Linked DNA regions of Homo sapiens: region 2 is linked to region 1. Evidence: chromatin loops called from intact Hi-C (ENCODE). Cell type or tissue: chondrocyte. All regions are shown on one strand. Each heading gives the region's core, and the rest is flanking DNA. Links, peaks and the distances in the headings are about the cores only.

Evidence for each region. Hi-C counts contacts between places; a loop is a spot of excess contacts. Peaks named below come from ENCODE experiments on the same cell type or tissue, not always from the same donor. Only the 100,000 strongest peaks of a DNase experiment are listed, where the experiment ranks them.
Region 2: a loop joins it to region 1, with 4 times the contacts of the local background. A loop is called at or near these places in 2 of 110 quality-filtered maps.

The regions. Positions count from the first base shown.
Region 1 is chr1:240,682,049-240,697,209 of GRCh38, reverse strand. LOC105373228 (a long non-coding RNA gene) reads left to right here. Exons shown (of 4, transcript XR_949320.2): 2 at 9,059-9,245; 3 at 10,435-10,576; 4 at 11,457-11,527. Among named protein-coding and RNA genes, the nearest start is that of GREM2, 77 kb to the right of the region's middle. RefSeq lists a silencer at 4,787-5,081. In chondrocyte, for the core only: CTCF peaks have their summits at 4,714 and 4,922 (motif pointing right); no DNase peak of the experiment used is centred there.
Region 2 is chr1:239,942,598-239,957,758 of GRCh38, reverse strand. It overlaps LOC105373224 (a long non-coding RNA gene), which reads left to right and starts at 4,753. Exons shown (of 3, transcript XR_949315.4): 1 at 4,753-5,294. In chondrocyte, for the core only: CTCF peaks have their summits at 4,380, 4,579, 5,841 and 6,055 (motif pointing left); no DNase peak of the experiment used is centred there.

The sequences.
Region 1 (15,161 bases), core at 1,848-9,847:
AGGCCGGGCGCGGTGGCTCACGCCTGTAATCCTAGCACTTTGGGAGGCCGAGGCGGGCGGATCACAAGGTCGGGAGATCGAGACCATCCTCGCTAACAGAGTGAAACCCCATCTCTACTAAAAATACAAAAAATTAGCCGGGCATGGTGGCGGGCGCCTGCAGTCCCAGCTACTCAGGAGGCTGAGGCAGGAGAATGGCGTGAAGCTGGGAGGCGGAGCTTGCAGTGAGCCGAGATCGCGCCAGCCTGGGCCACAGAGCGAGACTCTGTCTCAAAAAAAAAAAAAAAAAAAAAAAAAAAGAAATCATCCCTTACCAACACCTTTAGCTGATGGAAAGGGAAATAATGTACAACCAGGTTAAATAATGTATTCAAAGCCATATGGCCTCTGAGTAGCATTGCTAAGAAAGATTTATATGGCTCTTCCATTGTATCATGATGCTATTTTATTGTAAAATGCAAAATTAGAGGTGTAAATTAATTTAATCTGATTGGTTAAGTACTACATTGAGTTTAGCATCCACACATTGCGTCTGCTATGGCATGCCTTGATTCCTTATATCAATATCAACTCTTAGTTTAGCTCATTAATCTAGAGTACATTTAGCCCAGCTTCTACAAGGCCAATCTCTTTACCCCAACCTTGTTGCTGGCACTGTTCCACTCAGGGATGGATAGAGAACAAGCAAGCAAATAATGCTTTTTTCAATAACATGTCTTTGTTCTTTCAACACAGGCGAAGTTATGTTACATAAAGTCATTTCACTGATATATTTCAAGTTTTCATGGGAATTACAATTTCTCTTTTTTAAAAATGTCCCCGCTGACTGCACTGATAGGGAATTAAAATTTCTATTGGGTAAATTTAAATGAAGGGGAAATTGACAATGACATCACCTGGTGGGAGAATTCAGGGACACATTTCAAAGCAGCCTCATGGTAAATAGGTTACCAGGACCTCAACTACATAACAGAGTAATTCTGAGATGTGTTAGAATACATCAGTATTGATGCTAAATCCAATGTACACTAAATCAAATCCTATAAATATTGATTGATCTCCTGCCAAGAAGACCTCTTAATCACTGTGATACGTTGGCAGTTTTGAAAATGGCATAATAGGCTGGGCGTGGTGGCTCATGCCTGTAATCCCCCCACTTTGGGAGGCCGAGGATGGGCGGATCACAAGGTCAGGAGATCGAGACCATCCTGGCTAATATGGTGAAACTCCGTCTCCACTAAAAATACAAAAAAATTAGCCGGGCATGGTGGTGGGCACCTGTAGTCCCAGCTACTGGGGAGGCTGAGGCAGGAGAATGGCGTGAACTTGGGAGGCGGAGCTTGCAGTGAGCCAAGATCGTGCCACTGCACTGCAGCCTGGGCGACAGAGGGAGACTCCGTCTCAAAAAAAAAAAAAAAAAAAAAAAAGACAATGGCATAATGATGGGTAGAGAAACTCAAATAGAGACATCCAGAAAAGAATGGAAAGAGTCAAATTTCCCCTTGTTTCCAAGTGCTAGAGCTCTTTACTAGTGAACGTTAATCTGTATGGCAGAGAGTAAAGGGCACACTCAACAGGTGGCATTTCTTTCAGGATCTAGTGACATTTTCAACACCAACCCTGGTGAAGTGGAAGAGGAGGTCAAGGAGTGCGCTCCAATGGCAGTGGCCAAGTGAGGGGTGTCATCACCCTAAGAGTTTCATGAATGGCAGTGCATATATAACTCCACGCTGATTTATGGCCACCTTTAGAGGCCTCATGAATATTACCTATTTATTCCTTCCTTGGGCTTCCCACATATCTAAACTTTGGGACTTGTTACCTTGTACTGCGTTCATTTATGTGCCACCTTCTTCATTTTGATGGTGAAAACTAGGTCTGATTTGAGGGAGGGTACATCCTAGGAGTCAATTCTTTTGGTTCTAGAGCTAGATAATTTTGATTCAAATCCTCCTCTGACATTGATGAGAATGTGATATCGGCCAATTCACACAACTGCTCTGTGCCTCAGTTTCCTCATCTTTATATATTTGAGTAGTTGCTAGGAGGATTAAATAAATTTATATATATATTAAATACATTTATATATATATATGTATATAACATTTAGAAGAGTGCCTGGCACATGGTGAGAGGTAAGTCCTCCATAAGGTAAATTATTATTATTATTATTTTGTGTCAATGAATGTCATAGCAGTAATTTTATTATTTTAATTTAATTTAATAAAACCCACAATTTTTAATTAGTGATTAGTAATTATTTTAATTAATGATGACATGTATTCACACTTCACACAAATTCATAAAGAATAAATCATAGAGGTAAAGCTATAATAAATATCACATTGCAAATACACAATTAGCAACATGAAAAGTACATGGAATTTTTGAAGCATGAAGAAACTTGAGTGCTAACTCTAAACAGATAAAGCATCTGTTTATCTTGGATAAGTCTTTTAAACTTTATAAAGAATAACTATGCAGAGATAACATTTAGTACTTAAGAAATAATAAATTTACATGACTTTCTCTCTCTTCCTGTGAAATAAAGATATTAGACCAGATTATTACTTCTTGCTAAAAGATTCAATGACTCTCAGACAGGAGATGAAAATATAATAACAATTGCCTTGGGTCTCCAATCTTGACACATACTGTCTACAGAATTTGGCACACTTTGTTGCTGTCCTCTATTATAATATATGTGTTTGAATCTTTTCTGACTATCTAGTTTAAGACTGGAAACCATTAATTTAACTTATTAATTCAATGGACATGTATTAAGCATCTGCTATATCCAAGTTAATAGGATCTGGAAATACATAGTGACAAAAGCAGTCTCTCGCCTCCGTGAGTTTACAGTCTAATTGTGAGAGAAGCGTGAAAACAAAGAGTTCAATAATCATTACATATCCACAGTGGAAGTCTATACAGAGCACAATGGGAGCACAGAAGAATGAGAACGTGTTTGCACTGTGAAATGGCCGTAGTAAGTAAAAGTTTCACAAAGGAAGTAAAAGCTGTTTAGATTTTTATCATTCTCTTCCCATCAGTCCCTATTATACTGCTGGCACTTTTTGAAATAAGCAGAAACCTAATATGCAATTTCCAAAGATTGTCTTTAAAGATGTACCTTATTGAATACATGTGGATATATAGCCTAGGGCACATGCTACACCTTCTTGTCACTAAGTACGCACATTGCAGGAGCCTGCCAGTCCCAGCATAGTTTCTCATTTCCACTTCATAACACTGTCTACAAGATTTTACAAAGAGATCAATTGCTCATTACGTTACTGGTATCTTGTCCTCAGTTTGTCCCACATGCAGTGAGAGAAATATTTTATACCATCCTATGGAAGACTGAGAATAAAAAGAACATATCCTTGCTGTAAGTTAAACATCTAAAAATGGTATGATTCTTTTCAGAGTGTGCTGCCAGATGCTGCTAGATACTGGGTATGTGGCCAGAAGATGTTAACCCAACACTAACAGTCATATAAATCATGATTCCCCAAAGGTCAGATGCTACCACTGCATGGTTATTTTCTTCAACTTACTCTGTAGTCTCTCTTATAGAATTTGTAAGGTTTATGCTGTACACATTATGGGACAAAAGGTCTTTATCTCATGAAACAGGGCTAGGCAGTGAGAAACCCAACGAGAAGGGCAAAATTAAGATTTCCTACGGATGTCACCAGCAAAGTCATTATTATTGAAATTGAATAAATGAATGGAAAAAGCAAAACAAGCTCTGAGTTAGAAAAATAAATTACACATGGCCAAGCTCAGATTCATTCCTATTACCTACAATTAGAATTTTTAAAAATTGAGCCTTCCCTTTGAATTTCCAAAATTAGTAGGAAGGGGGAAGTGAAAAGGCCATTAAAGGAAAAAAGGAAGAGATCAGAGTTTTGAAGAGACCATCAACAGATGTTGTTTCAGAAATTGGATTTGGAATGAGTCCAAAAGGACTATTTCTAAGACAAGAGCTAAGTAGACCATGGGTGAATTTCATCTGATGCATTTCATCTGAGCATTGATACTGGAAGACACATTAGAGAGGGCATCTGGAAGTTAGCTTACCAAAAGGAAATAGGATCACTTAAGGAGTCTAATAATGAGCAAAAATAAAGAGATTGAGCTATTGGAAGGAAGGCAGAATCATGTGATGGTTTCTTTAGAAAGTCTTGATCATCTTTAGATGTATATCTTAGAGACTCACTCCTAGAATCTTACACACCAGTAATTTTTTTTTTTTTTTTTTGAGATAGATTCTCACTCTGTCACCCAGGCTGAAGTGCGGTGGCGTGATCTGCAACCTCTGCCTCCCGGGTTGAAGCGGTTTCTGTGCCTCAGCCTCCCGAGTAGCTGGGATTACAGGCGTGCGCCGCCACGCCCAGCTAATTTTTCTGTATTTTTAGTAGAGATGGGGTTTCACCATGTTGGCAAGGTTGGTCTTGAACTCCTGACCTCAAGTCATCCACCCACCTCAGCTTCCCAAAGTGCTAGGATTACAGGTGTGAGCCACCATGCCCAGCCACACCAGTATTTCTTTACCCTCTATTTTGATCCAATGTTTATCCAGAAGTAGTTCAAGATTAAGAAGTAGTTCAAGTGAGCAGACAACTTGAATTCCATTGAGCCTAATCTATATTTATTTTCCCTCCATAGTTACAATATGGAAAACATAATCACGTAAGTGTAAAGGAAAGTATATTCTACGTCCTGAAAAATCACTGTGGTTCATTCACGCTGGGAAAGGTGGCCGCTTTTCTGACATGAATCCGTAGCTGCATTATCATGGGGGTTTCCTGGGTAAAGAGGAGGCTGCCGGTCTCTTGCTTCCCCCACTTTTCCATTTTTTCCTCTTTTGCAGCCAGCCATGGTCCCATGCTTGCTAGCAACAGAAAGTACAGCAGATGGCAGCAAGCAGCTGCTGCATTTTCCAAACCTTGGTCAGCAACTGTTTTCAAGCCAGCACAAGGCAGGTTGAATGGAGGCAAAGATGGATGTGGATTTGTTAAGAGTCCCCCGTCCTCCATCTCTTGTTCTGTCTCTACCTTTCTGCCCTGCCCAGTGATGAGCAAACACCTCATTTCACAGAAGCAGAGCAAACTGGAAACAAGAGGAGGAGACAAAAGCTGGGGCTTGGCGGGACACACTGAACTGGACTCAAGCCTGAAGTGACCTAGTCAGGCGTGGTATCGATGTCGTGGCAGATCTTCCTTGGCCTCCGTGGGCTGTTGAGCAATTTCTTGGACCCACATCTGTGAATGCTAATCCAACACCAAACAATATTTTGCAGAATTATTCCATCCACTTTGCAACTTCCAGCTTTGTAGGGGCTTCACGGGGGCTGCAGGTAGCAGGAAAGACCTGAGGGTGAACTGCGTTGTGCTGAGAGATAAGCCTGGATTTTACCAATTCAGGCTTGGCAGACCACATCAGAGCTGTCAAAAGGCTATGAACTGCTCTGAGCTCCTGCCTTTAAACTTGCCCTGTTTAGTTCAGCTCAGAAGCCTGGAATTTGTGAAGGTAAACAATTCTTATCCCATGGATAAACTGGATAATGCAATTTAAAATACAGACGTATATTCTTCAGACAAACGTAACCGCCCTGACATTAATGGGGCCATTTATCTATGTTGAAGTCAGTAAGCCATAAGCACTGTCAGTGATGTGGGGATTTGGGGATTTGATTAGTTTTGGGTTTCCAGTGGCTTAACAGGAACAGAGGGTGCGAGGTGAGGTAGCTGGTCTTATCTTCTTGAGTTATTAGATAACTTGTGTTCTTTCTCCTTTGTGCTAAAACCTAAAAGGTAAATTTGTTCTTTTGTGTTTTCCATAATTCAACAGATTGTTAACCTGGTTTATTTTTCATAACCAGCAAATTGTACCTATGCTGATCATTCAGTTTTGTGGTCAAATATTACAAAGCTGGGTTATGTAAGCTTATATTTTTCATGAAATCAGCCCTATAAGAAATTAGGATTACAGGTCCTAACACTTTTTTCTTTTTGAAACGGAGTCTCGCTTTGTCGCCCAGGCTGGAGTGCGGTGGTGGGATCTCAGCTCACTGCAAGCTCCGCCTCCTGGGTTCACACCATTCTCCTGCCTCAGCCTCCCAAGTAGCTGGGACTACAGGTGCCCGCCACCACGCCCGGCTAAAGTTTTATATTTTTAGTAGAGTTTCACTGTGTTAGCCAGGATGGTCTCGATCTCCTGACCTCGTGATCCGCCCGCCTCAGCCTCCCAAAGTGCTGGGATTACAGGTGTGAGCCTCCGTGCCCAGCCTACAGGTCCTAACACTTTAACTTCCAGAGTTCAAGATTATTAAAGTAACTTCAATACTGGACGGCATTTGTAAGCTTTACGTGCTCCCAGCTGGTTCGTTGACATGGAGTTCAGACTTGCATGCAATCACCCTTGACTATCTTTGGCTGTCCTTTCTCAGAAACAGGGCAATCATCTTAACAAAAACCTGGCCAATAGATTTCCAAATGTTGCGTTCATAGAAAGAACACTGGTTTTGAGAAAAACTTTCACATGTATTTTCTTTTCCCTTCTCTCTCTTTTTTTTTTTTTCAGACAGGGTCTCGCAGTGTTGCATAGGCTGGAGTTCAGCGGCATGCTCACGGCTCACTGCAGCCTTGACCTCTTGGGCTCAAGAGCTCAAGCAGTCCTCCCATCTCAGCCTCCCAAGTAGCTGGAACCACAGGCACATGCCACCACACCCAACTAATTTTTGTATTTTTAGTAGAGGCAGGGTTTCGCCATGTGTCTCAGGCTGGTCTCAAATTCCTGGGCTCAAGGGATCTGCCTACCTCAGCAACCCAAAACACTGGGTTTACAGGCATGAGCCGCCGTGCCCTGCCTCAAATGTATTTTCAAGTGGAGCAAAGTTAAGGGGCTCACAGTCACTTGAAGTTTTAGCAAAACTTGGGAGTAAGCGAGAATGTTCTCTTAAGCAACTGTTCTGCCTCATTGGTGGGATGAGCCATTTGGCTGCCTCTGGTTTCCCACTAGCAAACAGTAACTGATTGGGAAGATGAACAGGATTAGCTAAATGATTAATCTCCATCTGCTCTAATACATAAATTATGAAATCATACTCATCATACCAATTTTTGCCAATTCAAAATGTGAACCCATTGGCAAAAAAAAAAAAAAAAAAGGAAAAGAAAAATTTCCAGTCACCGAGAGATGTTCCACTGTAGTCTTTCAAAATGTTTTTAAAACAGTTTGAAAAATCTTACTTTCAAAGTTTGAATTTTATCCCAGTCCATTGTCCTCCTGCCCGACTGTTGACAAATCATCACCACAGGGGATCTGGTGAGAAAAACATGGGTGGCCCTAGGCTGGTATCTGGCCAAATCAAGTATACATTTGGCGAATATGGCCAGACTGTAGGCTACCTAGGTGGCTTTGTGGTCTCATGTGATCAAAGTCGGGGATAGATTAAGGAGACTAGATCTTTCTTTAGTAGATGGAATATAGCAATTCCAATTACTGACATCCTAAAAGCTTCTCTGGAGATGCAGAGCAAATTCTCTATACATTTAATGTTTTCTACATTAAAGGATATTTTGCTTCCACAACTGAAGTGAATTATGGAAACAAAACCTCCTTTAAGATAAGCCTGAAATTATCATTGTATTTGACAATGGGAGGAAAAAAGCTGAGACGTTTTCAGAATCTACCAGCAATGCATCCCCCAGAGAATACACAATTTGCATGAATCCCCCTGAGCTAGGGAAGCTGAGGATATCTGAAAGAGAAGGGGGAAAATGTATTTTAAAAGCTTCCCAGAAACAGATTAAGAGTTAAGAAAAAGAAAAATCCTGTTAACAACTGGAATGGGCAGACACCGCTCTGCCAGCCTTAAAAGAGTCAGATGAGAGGCCAGACACGGATTTCTGCTTTTCCGAAAGTCACCCAGACATAGACAAGGATAAAGTAAAAACGAGAAATGTAGAACAACATGATCCCTTTATTTTGATAATTTAGAAAATAAAAAGAAATGATTGCAGTGTAGGCAAGCAGCAGAGGCCTAAAACTTCAATACTTTACATGGAAAAGGAGACTGGAGGTGTTTGAAGAAAAAGCAATTTCAATTGCAGTGGCTTTTAACCTTTTGGGAGCATTGAATTGCCTTGAGAATCTGGAAAATGCTATGCATCCTCTTCCCCCGAATACAAATGCATGATTTTCCATTCCATTCATGAAATTTCACTCATAATTATTTTGCACGTATGACAGGTTAATAACTCTTACACAGAATAGAGTTTCTGGCTTTGTTTTGTTTTGTTTTTCATCTTTTTGTTTGGTTTGTTTGGTAATGAGTTTTGCAAACCTTGGGAAGGTAGTGTGAGGCAAGGTTATTGGTGAGGGAAGGTGATTAACTGTGTTCTAAATAAATAGTAGTTATGGTGAATCATTTCCCTCCCATCCTACCTCAAAGAAAAAATTTGGATAAATAAAATATGTACGAAATTACAATGACATACCAAGAATGGTGAATTCTTAATGCTCCTCAATGTAAACTGGCATGTAAACACATGGACATTTTTCTTGCATCTCTACTTATTGGTTATATTTGTTTCAATCATTAAGATCTTTGAGACTGGGCGCGATGGCTCATGCCTGTAATCCCAGCACTTTGGGAGGCTGAGGCGGGCGGATCACCTGAGGTAGGGAGTTCAAGACCAGCCTAACCAACATGGAGAAACCCTGTCTCTACTAAAAATACAGACTAGCCGGGCGTGGTGGCGCATGACTGTAATCCCAGCTACTAAGGAGGCTGAGGCAGGAGAATTGCTTGAACCTGGGAGGTGGAGGTTGTAGTGAGCCGAGATTGTGCCATTGCACTCCAGCCTGGGCAACAAGAGTGAAACTCCATCTCAAAAAAAAAAAAAAAAAAAAAAGATCCTTGAAAAGCATCATATCATTCATTGTGTCTTTCTTATGTCTTTTACTTAAGACAGTTACCTGGTGTGGCATGACACAATATCTCCCAGCCTCTAAAATATTATTTCTCAATCATATTTTGCCATAGGAATGATCTTGTCTGGTCACATTCCAGAAGCAGGAGGAAAAAAAAATAGCATTTCTGAAGCCAATGAGTGCCAGTCACTTGAAGATGGTAATCTGAACAGGAAGAGCACTGTGACTTACTACTGTCCTTCAGAGAAAAAGGAAGAGGTGCACGTCACAGACGGGAAGTCAGTGAACCAGAGGCAAAGGTACTGAAACTTTATTTGGCAAATATGAAACATCCGTTGTGCCAAGAGCACAGATCCAGTTTTTGCAAGATGCAAATTTCATGGCAAACAACAAAAGCCTGAAGAACCACTTAGCTAATAACTGACTTCGTACTCAGCATCCCTTTTCTGTTTTTCTGCTGTGACAGGCCTTTATTGAAAGCCAGAATATATAGATCAGTCAAAACCTCAGAACAAAAAGGTAGTGGGCCTGAGCTCAGAATGTCAGGCAATTAATGCACTAGTGTTGGCATCAGCCTCCAAATCCTTGAAAATATAAAATACTTGAACACTCGTCTCTCTTATGAATGAGTTCCCCATCATATATTGGTTTCCTTAATGAAGATCAGAAAGGAGTTTCGGAAAATGATATGCTTAGCCAATTTAACACCAGCTGTTTGATTCTCCAAGTTTCCTTACCCTAAATGACTTTACAACAAAGTCAAGTAGAAACGCCGCTGAACAATCCTGTCATCCTTTCCTCACCCTGGCCGAATGAGGCTTTTTTTGGATTGCAAAAATTGATTAAAATTAAAAGACATCGTTTAATTAATCTTCTGTGCCATGAGACTCCATCAGGCTGTCTACAAAGACCACTGGGAGGCTGAGGATCACTTGAGCCCAGGAGTTTGAGGCTATAGTGAGCCTCAAAGGGTCTCTGCACTGCAGCCTGGGTGACAGAGCGAGACCTGTCACACACACACACACACACACACACACACACAAAGACTTTTAGCCACATTTCCAGATTTCAATGTAAATGGTACTTGGGGAATGCTTTTTGACCCAAGAAAGGAAACTAGGTCTGAGTGTTTATCGTTTGTAGATTGGTGAATAGATTCAGAAAAGCTAATAACACAAATTTGAGAGTGGCATTTTGTGGGCATAGATTTCACATTAAAACTGAGACCAAAAGACTAGTGTCTGTTATCTTGACATTTTGTGGAGTTAAAACTAAGGACAAAGGCTGTTTAGAGAGCACAGCGGTGATCTGTACTTATGAAATTTAGTGACCCTCAGTTGCTTGGCAAAACTACAAAAAAAAATTGTGACCTGCTTTTTATACAGGTGAATAAACAATTCAGGTATCAAACAATGAACCCCTTGATTTCAAAGGACAGTGATGTGTTTGACGATAAGAGACAATTCCTATAATTCTTTTGTATTCCAGTGAAGTTTATAGCATGAACGACTTGTTTTTTTGGTACAATCCTGTACATTAATTGTTACCAGCACGTATCTCGGAGCTCCTGTCCACACAATAGTCATTACTAACACCTGAGTTGATCTGCACAAGGGCACGGATTACACGGGTAAGTGAAATAGCATCCACATTCATCACCGATTTCAGTTATGTCTAAGAATATAGGATCAAATTTTTATGTTCAGACTATAATCAAAAAATATTTCTAGAGGATACTTTGTTACTATACAGGTGTGATAGTAATCAGATTATCTAATGACTATAGGAAGAATTGTGCTTTCAAATTAAGGAACTGGCCTGGGTGTCATGGCCCACGCCTGTAATCCCAGCCCTTTGGGAGGCCAGAGTAGGAAGATCGCTTGAGACCAGGAGTTTGAGGCCAGCCTTGGCAACATAGCAGGACCTCGTCTCTATTTCTAAAAAAATAATTTTTATATACATATTTTATATATATTATATATATTTTTATAATATATATATTTTTAAATTTAGGGACTGGCCCTTAATTTAGCAGTGATGTCATATAAGGGAACAAAAATCACATCATTTGAAGTAGCATAAGAAAAAAAATGGCTCTGCTACTGTTTATAGGAACATTATATATGAGTGTATATATAATATTTAAAAAACATATTAAAATAATGTTTTACGTCTGTAAGTACAGTATATGTTGCTATATGTTATATATATGCACACATATATACAGATTATATTACATGTATATATGTATACATAATATATAATCATGTTATCTGTATATATACATGAAATTATATTATATATAATTTTATCACTGCATTACTTATATCTTGGCAAAATTTTATTGAAATATAACTCACACAAAGTGCATAAATGCTAAGTGCAATACAGAGTTCAGTGAATTTTACAAAGTGAATGCCTCTGTGAAACCACCCCCCAGATCAAGACATAGAATATTAATAACACCTTCAAAACCTTTCTCATGTCTATTCACCTTTACTACCCTATAGAAAAAGACAAGTGTTCCCACATTTTCTATTACCTGGAGAAGATTCTTCCTTAAATGTTAGAAGAATTGGTGAGTAAAAAAATCTGGGCCTAGAATTTTGTCGGGGGAGGGATGGGAGTAGTTTGTGGAAAGGTTTGTCAGATTTTATTTTTCTTCTTATTTTGATTTTATTAAATAATCCTTTTTATTTGAAGAAGTGTGTCCATTTGACAATAACTCTTTAAATTTTGGTGTAAGCTGCTCATTAGATTCTTTTATTAACTGCTTTAATATCTGTAGGTTTTGTGGTAAATCTGTCAATTTGTGTTTTTCTATTTTTATGATATCAGTTTTTCTAGTAATTTATATCTTATTAGAATTTTCAAAGTCAACTTTGGCTTTATTGATTTTCTTTTTATTATGTTTGCTGTTTGATATCTGCTGTTAGCATTATTTCATTTCTTATTTTTCTTTGGGTTTAATTTGCTATCCTTTTTCTAGCTTATTTGATGAATATTAGACTTTTTTTTTTTTTTTTGAGACAGTCTTGCTCTGTTGTCCATGCTGGAATGCAATGGCGTGATCTCGGCTCACTGCAACCTCCACCTCCTAGGGTCAATCAATTCTTCTGCCTCAGCCTCCCAAGTAGCTGGGAATACAGGCACCCACCACCACACCTGGCTAATTTTTGTATTTTTAGTAGAGACCAGGTTTCACCATATTGGCCCAGCTGGTCTCGAACTCCTGACCTTGTGATCCACCCATCACGGCCTCCCAAAGTGCTGGGATTACAGGTGTGAGCCATGGCACCTGGCTGAATATTAGACATTTTGTAGATCTTTTTTCTTTTCTAATATGTGCATATATATTTCACTCTAGGCCTTCAGATGCATCCCTTACATTAAGTACCATTTCTCGTTATCATTCATTTCAAAATATTTTCTTATTTACTGATATTCTTTTTTTTTTTTTTTTTTTTTTTTTTTTTTTGAGACAGGGTTTCACTCTGTCCCCCAGGCTGGAGTGCAGTTGCACGATCTCAGCTCACCTCAACCTCCACCACCCGGGTTCAAGTGATTCTCCTGTCTCAGCCTCCTGAGTAGCTGGGATTACAGGCATGCACCACCATGCCCAGCTAATTTTTGTATTGTTAGTAGAAATGGGGTTTCGCCATGTTGGCCAGGCTGGTCTCGAACTCCTGACTTCAAGTGATCCGCCCACCTCGGCCTCCCAAAAGTGCTGGGATTACGGGCGTGAGGCACCACGCCTGGCCAGTTGTTTTCTTTTCAATTTTATCCAGCTTTCATAGCAGTTCCCAATATGGGAATTAGTTTGATTGAAGCCATGTCCTCATGGCTAGAAGTAGTTTCTTCTTCTTCTTCTTGTTTTTTTGTTTGTTTGTTCTTTGTTGTTGTTGTTGTTTTGGTTTGTTTGTTTGTTTTTCGAGATGGAGTCTCACTCTGTTGCCCAGGCTGGAGTGCAGTGGCACAATCTTGGCTCACTGCAATCTCCGCCTCCCGGGTTCAAGCAGTTCTCCTGCCTCAGCCTCCTGAGTAGCTGGGATTTACAGGTATGGGCCACTATGCCCGGCTATTTTTTGTATTTTTAGTAGAGAAGGAGTTTCACCACATTGACCAGTCTGGTCTTGAACATCTGACCTCAGATGATCCACCCACCTTGGCCTCCCAAGGTGCTGGGATTACAGACGTGAGCCACCACGCCCGGCAGAAGTAGTTTCTTCAACCAGCATTTAAACCTACTGAAGTTTCACAGATTCAATTCTTGTTCAAAAAGTTCTCCTCCTTTTAACCTCCTAACTGCTATGGGAGAAAGCTGCTTCCCTTCCTTCTTGGCCTTGAGTTTGGCCTTGTGGCTTTCTTTGGCTTTGGGGATATTAGCAGACATGATGCAAGCAGGGACTTTCGACGCATTTGCTTGGCTCCGCATGCCTTCTCAGTCTCTTGCTATGCCATTGGAAGAGCTCGCCTAGTTGGCCTGCTGCTCCAAGAAGGATGAGAAACATGTGGAGCAGCTTCCTGACCAATCCACAAACCTACAGCTTAAAGCAGAACTGCCCGGCTGTGCCCCCGGCTAAATCGAGAAACTCAAGCCTTCCCACAAACTCATGAATGAGCTCAGCCACACACAGCGGAGTCACCATAGCCAACCAGCATGTCCTGGAGAAATAAATTACCGTGGCTTTAAGATACTGATTTTGGGGGTGTGTGTTATGTACCATTATTTCAATAAGAAGAAAATACTAACGGATACACAGGACTTCTGTTTTAAAAGTTTATAACTGCCCTCCCTCCCACCTACAGCATAATCAGCTTTCCGTGAACATACCTTAGAAAATGGGGACAGTTGGCTGGGTGTAATGGCTCACGCCCGTAATCCCAGAACTTTGGGAGGTCAAGGTGGGCACATCACGAGGTCAGGAGTTTGAGACCAGCCTGGCCAACATAATGAAACCCCGTCTCTACTAAAAATACAAAAAATTAGCTGGGCGTGGTGGCGGGTGCCTGTAATCCCAGCCACTCGGGAAGCTGAGGCAGGAGAATCGCTTGAACCCGGGAGGCGGAGGTTGCAGTGAGCTGAGATTGTGCCACTGCACTTCAGCTCTGGCGACAGAGCAAGACTCCACCTCAAAAAAAGAAAGAAAGAAAGAAAATGGGGACAGTGAGGTCAAGGGTACGTGCACGTTTGACAGCTCCACACTCCGTTCCTCTCTCTCTCTCTCTCTCTTTCTCTCTCTCTCTCTCTCAATACTGGAAACCATTATTCTTTGGCAGCATAAATTCCAGTGACACAAATACTAACACGGACATTTTAATCAATTTGTTCTCACTAAAGGGGGAAAGCTGGACTCAATATTCAAGATTCATTCGTTCTATATAACACTAGAAAAATAAAAGAGTTGGACAAAAAGACAGCAAGGCAATCTTTAGTACCGCTAACTTTGAAAAGAGAAGAGTTATTGTCCTAACATAGTAAGAAAATTCTTATTCCACATGTATAGAGATTAACTATGTTAACACAAGTCCAATTTTAGCCCACTGATGTGGAAAAATGCAAATCAAAAATCTGGACACATTCTCTTGCGTATAGCATGTCTGAGAATAGCCTGACTTTTGAAACATAGTTGTTTCTCATAAGTGCAAATAGTAAACTGCCTACAAGCCAACGAAACCACATGGCACCATTGGCATGATATATATATATATATATGTAAAAAAAAGGTCACAGTAGTGCTGGACTTTAGTAGGTTTCTTGAATTGGAAAGACTAAATGTTACCACAAATACCGTTAACAATCTCCTATTTGAAGACAAAGTGTGCCAATCATAGAATCCCTGACAAAGATTATTGCTCACAATAGGCCCCAGTATTCCTCAAAGGAATCTAGTGCTTTTGCCAAAGCACGAGATTTCAAATACAAAACAGGCCCACAGGAATCCTAAGAGTTTGGACTTAATGAAAAAAAAAATTCAAACAATAAAACGCAAGCCTACATAGGTTTGGTTTTTTGTTGTTTGTTTGATGGGGGGCAAATAAAGCACATTTAATAAATTGTCAATTTGTTTTAAAAATTTCTTGTTATAAAATAATAAAGAGCATTTTGAAAGTCGATGTTTTAATTTTTAAGTTTACTTTTATTTCTTTTATCTCCTGTTTTATTTTCAGGGTTACATGGGCAGGATGTGCAGGTTTGTTACATAGTTAAACGT
Region 2 (15,161 bases), core at 2,970-10,969, 740 kb after region 1:
CAGCCCCCACTTTCCTCAGCAAGCATCCACCCTGATAAAGAGACTCACGTCTTGGAAACTGCAGCCAACACCTTGAAAACGTGTCACATTTATATTTTTGATCCAGAATGTTCACTTCTAGGGTACCATCTTAAAAAAAATGGAGATTTATGGATGCAGGTGTTCCCTTCAATGAGAGTGAAAAATGAAAAATGGCCCAATGTCCAACAGCAGAAGGTGCTGAGTAAGATGTGACACAGGGCCACTGAAAATGCACAAGGGCTAGAGGATGTCTGGGCAGTGTCCACCTGTGGGGACAGCAGATCACAGAGGAGCTGAGGGCTTGAAGTTTCCCCACCCAGCCCTCAGGGCACATGGGCTACACACGGAGGGCCAGGACAGGAGGAGGAGCATCTCATGGGGAGGGCACTGTGTCTGGGTGAAGGGACTAGATCTTTTATTTTATTTTTCATTAATTTTGAATTCCTTCTTTTACTATTAATATATTACATATTTTTGGCTTTGTAATAAAATGCCTATAAAAATTAAAACTAGGAAATATACATCAATTATTTAATAGGTGAGTGTTAAATGGATAGTATTTAATATGATGTGATCTTTTTATAATTGTAAAGATAAGATGAACATTCTAAAATATTTAAGTTTTACTTAAAGGAGAAAATAAAATATTTTCAATGTCCCACCACCAAATCTGATCATCAGGTGGTTTGGCCACATCTCTCAGGCTCTGTCTCTCTCATTGTCTCTCTCCTTCCCTGTCAGTCTGTCTCACTGCCTCACATGCACATTCATTTACACATCTGCGTGCCTGCATGTTTACATGGTATATATTTATTTTTTTAACAATAAGATCCTCAATGCAGACTGACCGTCAATGTACTTTTTCACATCAATTTCCTTGAAGTCTTTCCAATGTGGGCCCATAGAGACCCACCATACCCACCTCAGCAGCTGCTTGGTATTCCCTGGTTCACACGGACCCAATTTTCTTCACCCATCCTCTCTATGTGGATGTTAATGATGTTTCCAATTCCTTGTTATTTCAACCAGTGCTGTGATGAATAGTCTTAAAAACAAATCTTGAAACATGGTGCACCAGTGTCTACCGGATGAAGTCCCAGGGTTATCACTGCTAGGTAAAGAGACAGTGGTTTAGAGCTTTGATAGATGCTGCCAGCTCAAGAGAGGCATATCCATAAACAATTCTCCCAGGGGATCTGCCGGGGCCTCTGCTTCCCACATTCTCACCACTGCTGGTTGTCACCCGACATATAAACCTGCCAGTCTGGTGGAGACAAATGACAGCTCAGTAATGTGTTCAGGAGAAGAGGTCATCTCCTCCACTCCAGGGGGATGGCATTTGAGCTGTGCCTACAAACAAGGGCGGTGCAGGGGGCCGGCTGTCAGCCGAGGGGCTCCTGGAGGTGGCAATGATAGGATCCTGTGGCATTTTCTTATTCCCTTGCTGCCAGCTCATGCAGAGAGGGCAGACTGGGCCCTTGGCAGAATATCTCTGTGTGTGAATGTGTGTGTTTCTGTGGAGTTTTGTTTACTATATACATATGTATATGATGTTCATCTGTTTATAATTATAAAAATAATGTGAACATTATAAAATATTTAAGTATCACTTAGAGAAGAAAATAAAATATTTTCAATGTCCTACCACCAAATCTGACCATATTAAATGGTTTGGCCACATCTCTCAGCCTCTGTCTCTCTCATTGTCTCTTTCTCTGCCAGTCTGTCTCACTGTCTCACATTCACATTCATTTACATAAATGTGTGCATGCATGTTGACATGATATGTTATTTATCTTTTAAATGAGATCCTCCATGCAGACGATCAATGTGCTTCTTCACATACATAACATGTTTATATATGTGTGTGTGTATGTATATACATATATAAATGTAACTATACTATATATGTGCATATATGCACAGGTAGTGTTTGTGTCCCTCTTTCTGCATGAGGCTCCCTGTACTGGTGGTTCTCACCCACAATTCCTTCGAGCACTGCAGATGAGCTGCGGGATGGCCTGAGACCCCGCTGAGTGCAGACCCCCGGGCTGGTGTGCTGATGCAGGTATCACCACGGAACCCTGGAGTGAGGGCCGCTTTCCTTCTTGGTCAGTCCCTGCCATGCGAGTCTGGAGGAAGTAGGTTTACTCTGCCACAGGTGGGGCACAGCGGGTAATTGGAAACCTCGGGGAGCACTTCTGAATATTGCACCCAGCGGGGTTGGCTAAAGAGAGAGGTCATGGGAGCCTTTTTATCCAGGCTCGCGGGTGAAGTGTCAGGGTTCTGCTGCCCCAGCCATTACTGGGATAAGAATGGGGGCCGGGAGTGCTCAGAGCTGGAATTCCACTGCCCATCTGTGCCATGCCATATATCTGGCAGCTGAAGGCAACAACCTGCCTTGTGCCAGGGTGGACGGTAATGGGTTAAAAGGCAAAAGCCAGAGGAAACTTGCAGTATCAGGGGGTCGCCCATTCAAGTCCTGTCCACTCTCCACCATTCTGAGCTTCAGAGAACAGAGGAGAAGGGGGTCTTTTTGACTGGCGTAAATGTATACGTCCCCAGCCTTTCCTGGAAGTCCTGAGAGCCGCTCTAAAGCCCACACTGCTGAGTCCCTGGGGCTAGACACCTGGCACAAGGACGCGGGCGGGGGCGGGGGGGCGGCTCGCGGCAGCTTCCAGGCTAGCGCACGCGCAGTTAGCGTTCCTGGATCCTGGCCCCTGCACGACCCTGGCCCATGGTTGAAGCAGGTCCCTAGAGAGCTCTCATTTAAAAAGCTGCTGCATTCGTCCTGCTCAGGTGTTAAAAAGGGAGATTTTTCTGACGGAGAGGTTTCTGTGAAGAGGCCACGGCACTAAGGTTTATCAGATTTGTATGTATAACTGACCAAAAGGAAAATTGAAGCTCAGATACCATCACAGTTCAGCCCAACTGGCGATGGACAAAGGCCCTCTGAAGTCTGCTGGTGCGTGGACTGAGAAGAAGAGCAGACTTCCTGCCTTCAATTAATTGGCAAATAATAGCACATTCTGGGTTGCTTCCTTTCTCTGGAACTTAGTCCTGTCTGCATGAGAGAGAAAAGGGTGGATGCTCTGTACGATTCTAAAGATCTGGGGCTTTCACTTGGCCCATGTCCATGTCTACTTCTAATTGTCCCCATGCCTCAGTTTCTCTTAGGTAAACTACCCCCCGGCTCAAACCCATGTACCTAAGTGAGGCTGACACACTTCCTGGCTACAGGAGACAGAGTCTACGTGAGATCAGATATTGGAGGAACCACTGGTGACTTTCCCATGTGCTGTGCAGGGGAGCTTCAGGGATGCACTGTCTGCAGCCCACACTGGCCCAGTGGGCGTGCCCACCATGAACATGAGGCCCAGTGGCCCTGCGCTTGGTCCACCTGTGTCCTTCCCAGGAAAAGAGTCTGTGTGGGCCCTGAAGCCCCTCTCTGCCTCACCCTGTCAGGGTGAAGGGAATAACACTGTCCATGCTAAGCTCCTATCTACACAGTTCCAGTCCACCCGCCATTGGACATTTGGGAACCTGAGTCCCAGAGACAAGCAGAGACTGGTGAGGGTATAGGACGTGGGCATGTCCAGAAAATAATGGATTCCCACCTCCTAGGCCAGGGCTCAACCATCTCACATGGGGTTCCCTAAGAGACTGGGGACCCCTCCCTAGCCTTCCTATGTGGGCCCTGTACCTCTTAGCAACCCCATGGGTATGCACCCACATGCTTGATGATCACAGCGCTGAAGTAAGAGGAAAAGTGGACCCTGGGGAGGTAACAAGGGAAAAGTAAGAAAAGGCTGGAGGCATCTCTGCACTCTTCTAGCACCATGACCAGGACCATGGCCTGGGAAGGAAAGAGATGCCAGGATGCTGGCCTGGGGGAGCTGTAAGGTACCCGGGGGTCTGCCTGGTCTGAGACCATCTCACAGCAGTCAGAAGCAGATGGTACTTGGGGTTCTATGTCCACCATACTGGGCACCTTCAACTGAGACAAGACCTCCTAGGGTGAGGAGGGCTACAGGCAAGAGGGCCTCAGTTTACCTCCTTACATATTGTGATGCTATGGGTTGGTCACCCCAAGGTGACACTTTAGAAAGTGTCTATGGCTCCAGGTTCCCTGTAGATGACTTACTGAACTCCGTGGTCCTTGGAAAATGCTTTCTACTTCCTCAGAGTCTTTTGCAGCAGAGTGAATCAGAGAGAGACTGGAGGACTGAGATGTGGGGTAAGGAAGAACATGGCAGAGCACTGAACTACTCATCTTGAATAAGGCAAAGACCATCTGTTAGAGCCTTCAGTCCTCACTGGAAATGAACCCATAGTCACTGCCCTGGCTGTGGTGAAGTGGCCTCATGAGTGAACTGGACCCCAGAGCTATTGCTGGCAATAGGGGGACAAGGAAAGTTTGCGGGGTCCCTCTCAATGCCCTGGATCCTACAGCTCCTGCTCCTTTGTTCCCTGAAACCAGGGAGAGCTGATGCCTTGAAGTCATTCAAACAAAGGTGTGTTGGTTGGTGATTTTTTTCCCTTGGGTGCAGTGCTAGCACCCACCACCAGGGAGGCTGGGTCCACTGTGCTTTGCTGGAGCAACTGGCGACAGGGAGGAGCCACCCAGGGGTCAGTTGGAGCACCCAGGGCCCACTGAAGCAGAGCCGGTGTGTGAGGAGGCCTGGGGGTGGGTTCATGTGAGCCCGTGGGGAGGGGACAGGGCTGGACTGCACAGAGCAGAGCTGCCAGAAGCTGAGGAGCGGACGCAGCAATGAGAAACTCAGCCCAATCATGTGGCCGACTGCAGTCTGGAAGACTTCCTGGGTGTGGAGTTTCTCTGAGTTTCTCAGAAAGGCAGAGGGAAGATTTTTGTCAGTAGAAGGCACATGGAAAGTCAGTCATGTTAGTGATCTTTCCTCCTCTGGCAGCTCCAGAGCCAGCTCCAGTTCAAGCTCAAAAGCCACCTTCAGAGTGTGTGTCAGGGCTAGGTCCACCACCAGCTCCAGCTGCAGCCTTAACCAGCCGCTCTAGGGAAATCTGCAGAGCTGGAAGCAAGAGCAGCAACCACCGTAGCACCAGCTCCCGAGCTCCTTTGCAAGCTCCATCAACAGCTCCAGCTCCAGGGCTAAGGCAGTCCCAGCAAGAGCACCAGATCCAGCCATGCAGCCACTGCAGGCTCTGGCCCCAACTCCAGCTCCAGAGCCCAAGCCAGTTCCAGCTCCAGGTCTTGAGACAACAACAGAACCTGCTGCTGTTTTGTTATAACCATCCTGGTGAGTGTGGAGTGGTATCTCATTGCTGGTTTGATGTTCATTTCCCTGATATCTAAGGTTGCTCATCATCTTTCATGTGCTTATTCACCGATTGAATATTTTCTCTGGAGAAATGTCTATGCAAGTCCTTTGCCCGTTAGTAGTTGGATTGGTTGCGTTTCTGTCCTTGAACTGTAAAAGTTCATTATATTTTCTGGGTACAAAATCTTTATCAGATTTTTCACTTACCAATATTTCCTGACAGTCTTGAGTTGTCTTTATACTCCCTTAAGAGTGTGTTTTGATGCTCAAAAGTTTTTAATTTTGTTGACATACAATTCATCTGTTTTATTTTTTTTTACTGCTAGCGTTTTCAGTGACATGTTTAAGAAGCTCTTGCCAAATTCAAGGTCATAAAGATTTGCTCCTATATTTCCTTCTAAGACTTTGAGTTTTACTTATTAATTTAGTTGTTTCATTTGTTTGCAGTTAAACTTTTACATCTTGATGGATTAAAGTCCAACTTGACTCATTCTTTCTTGCATAATTTTACATATCTGAATGTGTAAAAAGATATACTTTCCAGTTAGTGGATAACCTTCTATTTGTTTCCTGTAGGAAATTTTTATTATTTTTCAAATTATATGAAAGAATAATAGCAAATAAATATTTATTTAGACATTCTGTAAGATGATAAAACGTGTTTTCAATGCTAGCTTGTGGAAATGTTGAGGTGGGGCACTCATTGTCCTAAGCAGTCCTGCACTGCCCTCTGGTGGCCTTTCATTTATGTCTTATCATTGACTTCCAAGGACCTTCTGCCTTTCACAAGGCAGATATTGACATTTTTGCATTTGACTTTGTTTCACTTAGATAACATATTAAATTTGGAGTTTAAAAATGTTTTATATTCTTTAGAAATAAAAATAAAAGTAGAAATGGCTTCAATAAATTAAACTCTAGCTTCGTAATACACTGTTACATATAATCGTATGTAACATGTATTCATACACATGAGCGGTGTGAATCATAATACACCGTTACATATAATTATTCTAGCCTTCCAGAATTCCTCATTATGACTCCATAATACGTTTTGCAATATGAATGGTTTATTTATATTTTATGTTGATCAGTATAAAGTGCTCAAATTCCCAGGTGTGTTAGTATTTAAATTTCTTTAAGGGTTTTTGAAGTATAATCAATTTCACAAAGAACCAATCAATTTAAAATGTACAATTCCATGAGTCTTGAAATATATTCCACAAAACCATCACTGCCATTAAAGAAGTGTACATGTATCCATTACCTCTAAAAGATTGTTCTGATTTCTGTTTAAAAATCCATTGTTAGCTTGATGTACAGATAACTTCCGTTTGTCCCCTCAGATTCACTCTTCACTTAGGGTGGAGGTCATCTGTGCAATGAAGGAACTGCTTGATCTTGCTTCACTGTACAGTTGGGAACCCGTAAGAAAAGACAGATCTAAAGATAGATGTTAAAATAGCCAGGATAGAGTGTTGCCAGGACTGCCCTGGAGGAGACGACTATACGCTGAAAGCTTATGGGACCTTGCAGGTCCATGCTGGCAAAAGCCTGGGCAGCAGGAGTGGGAGTCGGTCCAAGGCGGTGGACCAAGGAGCAAAATAAAGGTCTTGATTGGACTGAATTCATTGACATGAGAGTGCTCTCTATGGATTTGGGTTCCAAGTGTTGGGTTGACCACCTGCTAGTGGTGTTGATATTCTGGCCTTATCATGGCCTCCAGATAATGAGGTCAGAATGCTAAAATGTCCTTGCCACACTGCCGAGGGAGGGAGGAAGGAGTTGGAATGCATAAGGACAGGCATGGTGGGATGGAGCTATGATGTGCAGTCTGCTCAGCCATCCCTAATCTTGCCTGCTGGGAGAAGCAGAGCTCACACTTTTCATCACAGCATTGGCAAGGGAGGCGCCAGCGTCTTTGAAGAGCCCTGTGCATGGCTGTCCTTTACACAGTATGCCACACAGTATGCCACGGGGGCAGGATGGGAATTAGAGAGTGTGACCCACAAGGATACGTGGTGTGGGGTAATTGATCAGGTGTCCTTACAAATGAAACTGATGGATGGCCTACCAAGAAAACAATTCTAGATATGATTGTTGCTACAGTGAGGATTCACTGTCTCTAAACTAGTTATGAAACATAAGCCAGCAATGGCCCGACTCTGAGCTCCTATGCTGAGGAAGAGATTGGAGCCCTTCAAGGAATGGCCCTGCAATGGAGTCTCAGATATGTGCCATGTATCTTTTCCATCAGCTTCCCCAAATGGCCCCAAAGTCAAAGGCAATTACTGCTGTGACCACACTCTGGAAGAAGGGAAACATCTACATGCGTTTTCTGGAGAATTTTGTCTATATGTTCTGAGCATATTTTGAATCCCCAACATCAGAAATGCTGTGTGGCCCATCAGTTGAAGCAGGGGCTTTGGAGGTCTGGGGACAGGAGCTGCCTTGGCCGCAGGTTAAGCTTGTCCAGTGGAACCATGGCCTCCTCCTGTGGTTACTCTCCAGTTCCAGAATGGATAATGGGAATAGGTAGATTTAGCAACTGGTAGAATCTCCACATTTTTTTTTCTGATCCCAAAAATTTTGCTTATTAAGAAAGGAAGGCCCAAGTAGAGGTCCCTAGAACTACACCTTCCTGAGAGGAAACTGAACGCAGCACATCATCCATGGAGGAGACCGAGGGGTGAGCAGTGTCATCAACCCCTTGAGAAATGCAAGTTGGTAATGCCCACTGTTCCTTATTTTCCTTGCCTCTCTGGCTACTGGAAAAGCCAAGTGGTGACTGGGCATGGTGCCTCATGCCTGTAATCACGGCACTTTGGGAGGCTGAGGCAGGCGGATCTCGAGGTCAAGAGTTCAAGAACACCCTGGCCAACATGGTGAAACCCCATCTCTACTAAAAATACAAAAATTAGCCAGGCATGGTGGCGGGCACCTGTAATCCCAGCTACTCGGGAGGTTGAGGCAGGAGAATCGCTTGAATCTGGGAGGCAGAGGTTGCAGTGAGCCGAGGTCGCGCCACTGCACTCCAGCCTGGGCAAGAAAGCAAGACTCCATCTCGGAAAAAAAAAAGCCAAGTGGGTCATGGAGATGGACAGTGAATTTCCACAGACGTAATCAGATGGAGACGGGAACGGGAGCTGTGACTGTTTGTAGGATACCTCGACAGGAGCGATACTTCAGTTACAGTGTCTCGCAGAGGAGCAGGCCCGGGCAGGCTGCTGTTGGGGGAGGGACTGAGAATGGCATGAGACTCCCTGCCTGTTTAAAGGGCAAATTCCTTTAAAGGAAAACAAAAACCAAAAAAGACTATACTACATCAATGGCTAGTGTTTTTTTAAATATGTATATACTGATAGAATTGACCCTCAAAAAGTTCAATCTTTTCTCCTTCTCTCCTTTTAGCAAGATAATTTATTGTATTTTTGTAAGTGCAAGTGGCTCATTTTTAGAGTAACCTTAACAATGTCCTTCAGGAGCCCAAATATCCCACTACTATCATTTTTTTCCTTTAATTTTTTTATTGACACATGATAATTATACATATTTATGGGGAATGCTATATTTTGATACATGCAAACAATGTGTAATAAACAAATCAGGGTAATTAGGATATTCAAAACCTCAAATTTTGGGGCCAGACGCGGTGGCTCACACCTGTAATCCCAGCACTTTGGGAGGCCGAGGCTGGCGGATCACCTCAGGTCAGGAGTTCGAGACCAGCCTGACCAATATGGTGAAACAAAAAATTAGCCAGGCATGGTGGCAGATGACTGTAATCCCAGCTACTCCGGAGGCTGAGGCAGGAGAATCGCTTGAACCCGGGAGGCAGAGGTTTCAGTGTGCTGAGATCATGCCACTGCATCCAGCCTGGGCAACAGAGTGAGACTCTGTCTCAAAATAAATTTAAAAAAAACAAAAAAACCCAAAAAACCCAAAACCTGAAGTTTTGTGATTTCTTCTTCCTTTTTTTTTTATTTTTATTTTTATTTTTATTTAAGCTCAGGGGCACATGTGCCGGTTTGTTACACAGGTAAATTTGTGTCACGGGGGTTGGTTGGACAGATTATTTAATCACCCAGGTACTAAGCCTAGTACCCATTAGTTATTTTTCCTGACCCTCTTCCTTCTCCCACCTGCCACCCTCTGATAGGCCTCAGTTTGTGTTGTTCCCCTCTATGTGTCCATGTGTTCTAATCATTTAGTTCCTGCTTATAAGTGAGAATGTGTGGTGTTTGGTTTTCTGTTCCTGTGTTAGTTTGCTAAGGATAATGGCCTCCAGCTCCATCCATGTCCCTGCAAAGAACATGATCTCGTTCTTTTTTATGGATGCATCCACTACTATCCTTTATTTCCAGTTTTTATAGAGAGGTGAAGATGTTGCTTTTTGAGTTGAGGCTTAAGTGAGATTGCTCTGTGAGCTGATGAGTCATCTGTGCTAATGTTTCCTCCAAGAGAGGCAAATATTGTGGCAGATATAGCTCACTGTTCAGAAGAATTATTTTTCTCTTCTTCCTAAATACCTTGCATTGAATGTGGCCAGGTGACTGCGTTCTAGTCAATGGGATATGAGTAGAAATGATGTGTTGAACTTGGGTTGTGATTTTGAGATGTGGTCATGCCTGCTTTTGCTCTCTTCTTCCTCAGTCTGCTGGCTGAATTCTGATATAATTTAAAAAGTCCGTCCCTGAATCACATGTAGAGAAAAACTGCCTGTCAACCAGAAAAATCTACTTGGGCTGTTATGTGAATGAGTAATAAACTTATTATTATTCACTGTCCTATTGTATTATGACACTGAAATATTGCTTTTGTGGTTAGCATTAATGTAATTAATAGAAATGTCTGGGTGGGTTATATAGAATATCATTAATATCAATGACTTACATAAAATAAACGGTTTTGCTGGATAAACCTTTTGAGCTCCATATGTGTGCCAAGCACCTAAGACAATTAGTGTTTATTCACTCTCCACTGTCGTCTTCCGTGCTAGTAAAATGTCTGATTTTATGTGGGAACACACTGAGAATAAAGTTGACAAGTGGCCTCCATTGTGTGTCATGGGTGTGGCCATGTGACTAAATTATGACCAAGTGGAAATTCTAATCATTAGGACATAATCAGAAGTATCATGTGGTAGATAATGAAATCTTTCCTTAAAAGATAGACACTTTGTGCAGTGTGCCCTTTTCATTTTAGTTCTTTCTCCAGTCTACTCTCTGGAATGCAGGTGTGATGGCTGGAAGGCTGGCTGCTATCCTTAATCATGCAGATGAGTGCCCCTAAGGAGGATGGGGTGGTGGGCTAGAAGGAACTCAGGCAACAATGATTTCATGGATGACCTGTGTTGAGACTTATACATGAGGGAGAAATAGAGAGTGATTTAATTGTAAATCGCTCTTATTTTGGGCTCTGCATTATGTGTAGTCACACTCAATTTTAAATCAAATACGTAGTATTAAGGGTTAAGTAAATGTGTACCAGGCTCAAACATTTTGAAAGGACAGCATAAGAAGACACTATATTTGCATAAGTCTATTTGCTAAAAAAAAATTGTCATCTCCTAAAAAGTGCGGCCTAAAGAACAAGAGAATCATTCTTAGAGATTCAAGAAGTATACTACTAAAGGTCTATAGCTGTAAATGTGAAGGTGCAAGAGTCTTCACTGAATAAGTCCCTTGTAAATTTGCTGAGGCTTCCAGAAGAAAGTACCACAAACTGGATGGTTTGAAAGCCAGAGATTTATTGTTACCCAGTCTGGAGGACAGAAGGCTGAGATCAAGCTGTCTGCAATGTTGGTTCCTTCTGGGGGCTGTGAGGGAGAAGCCACTCCATGCCTCTCTCCCAGCATCTGGGGGTTTCCTGGCAATCTCTGGTGTTCCTGGGCTTGTAGATGCATCACCTGAATCTCTGCCTTCCTGTCCACATGGAGTTCTCCCATTTTGTGTCTCTGTGTCCAAATTTCTTCTTTTGTAAAGACACAACTTATATTGGATTAAGAGCCCACCCTGCTCTCTCTACCCCATTATGATCACATCCTCACCTAACTCAATTACGTCTGCATCTGCATCAACCCTATCTCCAAATAAGGTCACTTTCTGAAGTACTGGGGGTTAGGACTTCCGCAAATGAATGGTGGGGATGCAATTCAACCCACAGCAAGTACTAACATTAGAGTGGACCACTATAAAAACAATTCCTACTTAGATTTCTCCACATGGCTGAATGTAAAGTGAAACAGTGAGGGCACTAGCAGTTTTGGAGGTTGAAGTTATTTGTGGAATAATATCACACTCCTCTTCTCTGGGGTGAATGCCAGGAGAACGTGCAGGGAATAAAAATCAATACCTGTCTTCAAGACAGCTTCAGAGCCAGATGGCCACCCAGATGCTGGAACAGAGGCCCGGAATTATCACCAACACAGAGACATAGCCAAAGTGCCAGAGTGCATGGAGGAGGGAATTATGAACTCCAGGTGAAGACGCTGAGAGCAGCAAACAGTGTGAAAACCAAAACTTCAGCGCACATGGGCTTTCCTCAAAGTGTGACAGTGGAACCGAATGCATGGAGTCCGAACACGGCTGGAAAATCCAGACCTAGACAGTCACAATGGCTTAGTGAGGAAATACCATTTAAATCAGGTATTCAAGGAAATGATCTGACAGGTGGTGATGGAGTGGGGAGGTAGAGATTTCAGGGAGGAGGAATAACAGGAGCAAATCCAAGGAGGATTGAAAGACAGGGCAAGGCTGTTGTGCTGATTGCCTCCTGAGGTGTCTGCAGATGGAAAGAGTGACAGAGGAGCTGTTGGGGAGCCAGGGGAAGTGGCAGGGCAGGAAAGCAGCCCTTTTTCTGATATTTATGCCAGCTTCAGAAAGCTGCTCTGGGGTGAGGTCGATTCGGCACATTGCATCCCTATTTTCAAAGCTAACTTAAGGGCAGGTGGGACACCATTCAGGAGTAAGGATCTTCAAAGCCTTTCTTTCCTTTATGGGACTTGTTGGTGTGCTCTACTGGGCACTGCCAGCTTCTCCTCAATGTTGCATGAACTGAGTGTTTAAGGCCAGGCAATTCCGGGCTCTGGTTCCTCAAACTGGCTCCACAGCGATTTCTCAAGGTGCTTAAATATACTGATATAGAGGTCTGAAGTAAAGCCTGACAGATGTGTGAAACAATCTCTAGGTGAGCTTGGTGTTCAGCCAGCTCTGGGACCCTAATTTCCTCATGGCATTTGGAGTTAGCTAGCACATTTCAGAAGGCAAAGTGGTGTGAGAGCCTGTTGTAAATCTGGTTACAAAGTTGGCCAAATAAGAAACTGTTGATCTGAATTATGGGATCCTGTAGTCATAAAGTTTTTTAAATGACTAGTGGGAAAATAGTGAAAATTTATAGTGAAATTCTCTCTACTGTATATTTTACTTGTTTTTCCTTCTTCTCTAGGACGTAAATAGAACACAGTGAAATCCACAAAAAGAAAGGCTATTTTGTCTTTTGTAAAGTCTTAGGTTTTCAGAAAGGGAAGTAAATTGGTACCAGTAGAGTGGGGTATAGCTATTAAGATACCTGAAAATGCGGAAGTGACTTTGGAACTAGCTAACAGGCAGAAGTTGAAACAGTTTGGAGGCTCAGAAGAAGACAGGAAAGTGTGGGAAAGTTTGGAATTTCCTAGAGACCTGTTGAATGGTTTTGGCCAAAATGCTGATAGTGATATTGACAATGAAGTCAGGCTGAGGTGGTCTCAGATGGAGATGAGGAACTTATCGGGAACTGGAGTAAAGGTGACTTTTGCTATGCTTTAGCAAAGACACTGGTGGCATTTTGCCCCTGCCCTAGAGATTTGTGGAACTTTGAACTTGAGAAAGATGATTTAGGGTATCTGGCAGGAGAAATTTCCAAGCAGCAAAGCATTCAAGAAGTGTCTTGGGTGCTCTTAAAAGCATTGTTTTATTCATTCAGCAATATATGGTTTGGAATTGGAACTTATGTTTAAAAGGAAAGCAGGGCATAAAAGTTTGGAAAATTTGCAGCCTGACAATGTGATAGTAAAGAAAACTCCTTTTTCTGAATTGACATTCAAGCCAGCTGTAGAAATTTGCATAAATAACAAGGAGCTGAATGTTATTGCTCAAGACAATGGGAAAAATGTCTTCAGGCCATGTCAGAGGTCTTCACGGCAGCCCCTCCCATCACAGGCCCAGAGGCCTATGAGAAAAAAATGGTTTTGTGGTCTGGGCCCAGGGCCTTGCTGCTTTGTACAGTCTAGGGACTTGATGCCCTGCATCCCAGCTATGGCTACAGGGGGTCCAATTTACAGCTCAGGCCATTCCTTCAGAGGGTGCAAGCCCCAAGCCTTGGTGGCTTACACATATTGTTAGGCCTTTCGGTGCACAGAAGTCAAGAACTGAGGTTTGGGAATCGTTGCCTAGACTTCAGAGGATGTATATAAATGCCTGGATGTCCAGGCAGAGGTGTGCGGCAGGGGTGGAGCCCTCATGGATAACCTCTGCTAGGGCAGTGCAGAAAGGAAATGTGCAGTGGGAGCCCCCACACAGAGTCCCCACTGGGGCACTGCCTTGTGGAGCTGTGAGAAGAGGGCCACCATCCTCCAGATGCCAGAATGGTAGATGGAAAAAAACGCAGATTCAATGTCAACCCATGAAAACAGCCAGGAGTGGGGCTCTACCTGGCAAAGCCACAGGGGTGGAGTGGCCCAAGACCATGGGAATCCACCTCTTGCATCAGCATGACCTGGATGTGAGACTTGGAGTCAAAGGAGACAATTTTGGAACTTTAAGTTTTAATGATTACCCTATTGGATTTTAGACTGGCATGGGGCCTGTAGCCCCCTCATTTTGGCCAATTTCTCCCACTCAGATTGGGTGTATTTACCCCATACTTGTACCCTCACTGTATCTAGGAAGTAGATTCAAGTAGATTGCTTTTGATTTTACAGGACCTATTGGATTTTGGACTGGCTTGGGGCCTGTAGCCCCCTCATTTTTGCCAATTTCTCCCACTTGGATGGGTGTATTTACCCTATGCCTGTAGCCCCACTGTATCTAGGAAGTAGATCCAAGTAGATTGCTTTTGATTTTACAGGCTCCAAGAAAGGGACTTGCCTTGTCTCAGATGAGACTTTGTACTTGGACTTTTGAGTTAATGCCGGAATAAGTTAAGACTTTAGGGGGACTGTTGGAAGTGCATGATTATGTTTTGAAATGTGAGGACATGAGATTTGGGAGAGGCCAGGGGCAGAATGATATAATACGGCTGTGTCCCCACCCAAATCTCATTTTGAATTGTAGTTCCCATAATCCCCACATGTTCTGGGAATGACCTGGTGGGAGGTAATTGAGTCACCAGAGCAGTTACCCCCTGCTGCTGTTCTCATGACACTTAGTGGGTTCTTATGAGATCTGATGGTTTTATAAAGGGCTTTTCCCCCTTTTGCTCAGCACTTCTCCTTCCTGCTGCCTTGTGAAGAAGGACGTATTTGCTTTTCCTTCCACCGTGACTGTAAGTTTCCTGAGGTTCCCCCTCCCATCCGCCATGCTGAAGTGTGAGTTAATTAAACCTCTTTCCTTTATAAATTTCCCAGTCTTGGGTATATCTTTATTAGCAGCATGAAAAAGGAACTAATACAGAAAGGAAACAGGAAAAGAAAGAGGGATGGGAATCAACATTTATCTTAATGAGGTAATTTAAAATTTGAGGATTTATTTATTTATTTATTATAAAACAGTAAATTATAAGCTGGACATGGTAGCTCATGCCTGTAATTCCAGCTAACCAGGAGGCTGAGGAGGGAGGATTGCTTGAGGCCTGTACTTCTAAACCAGC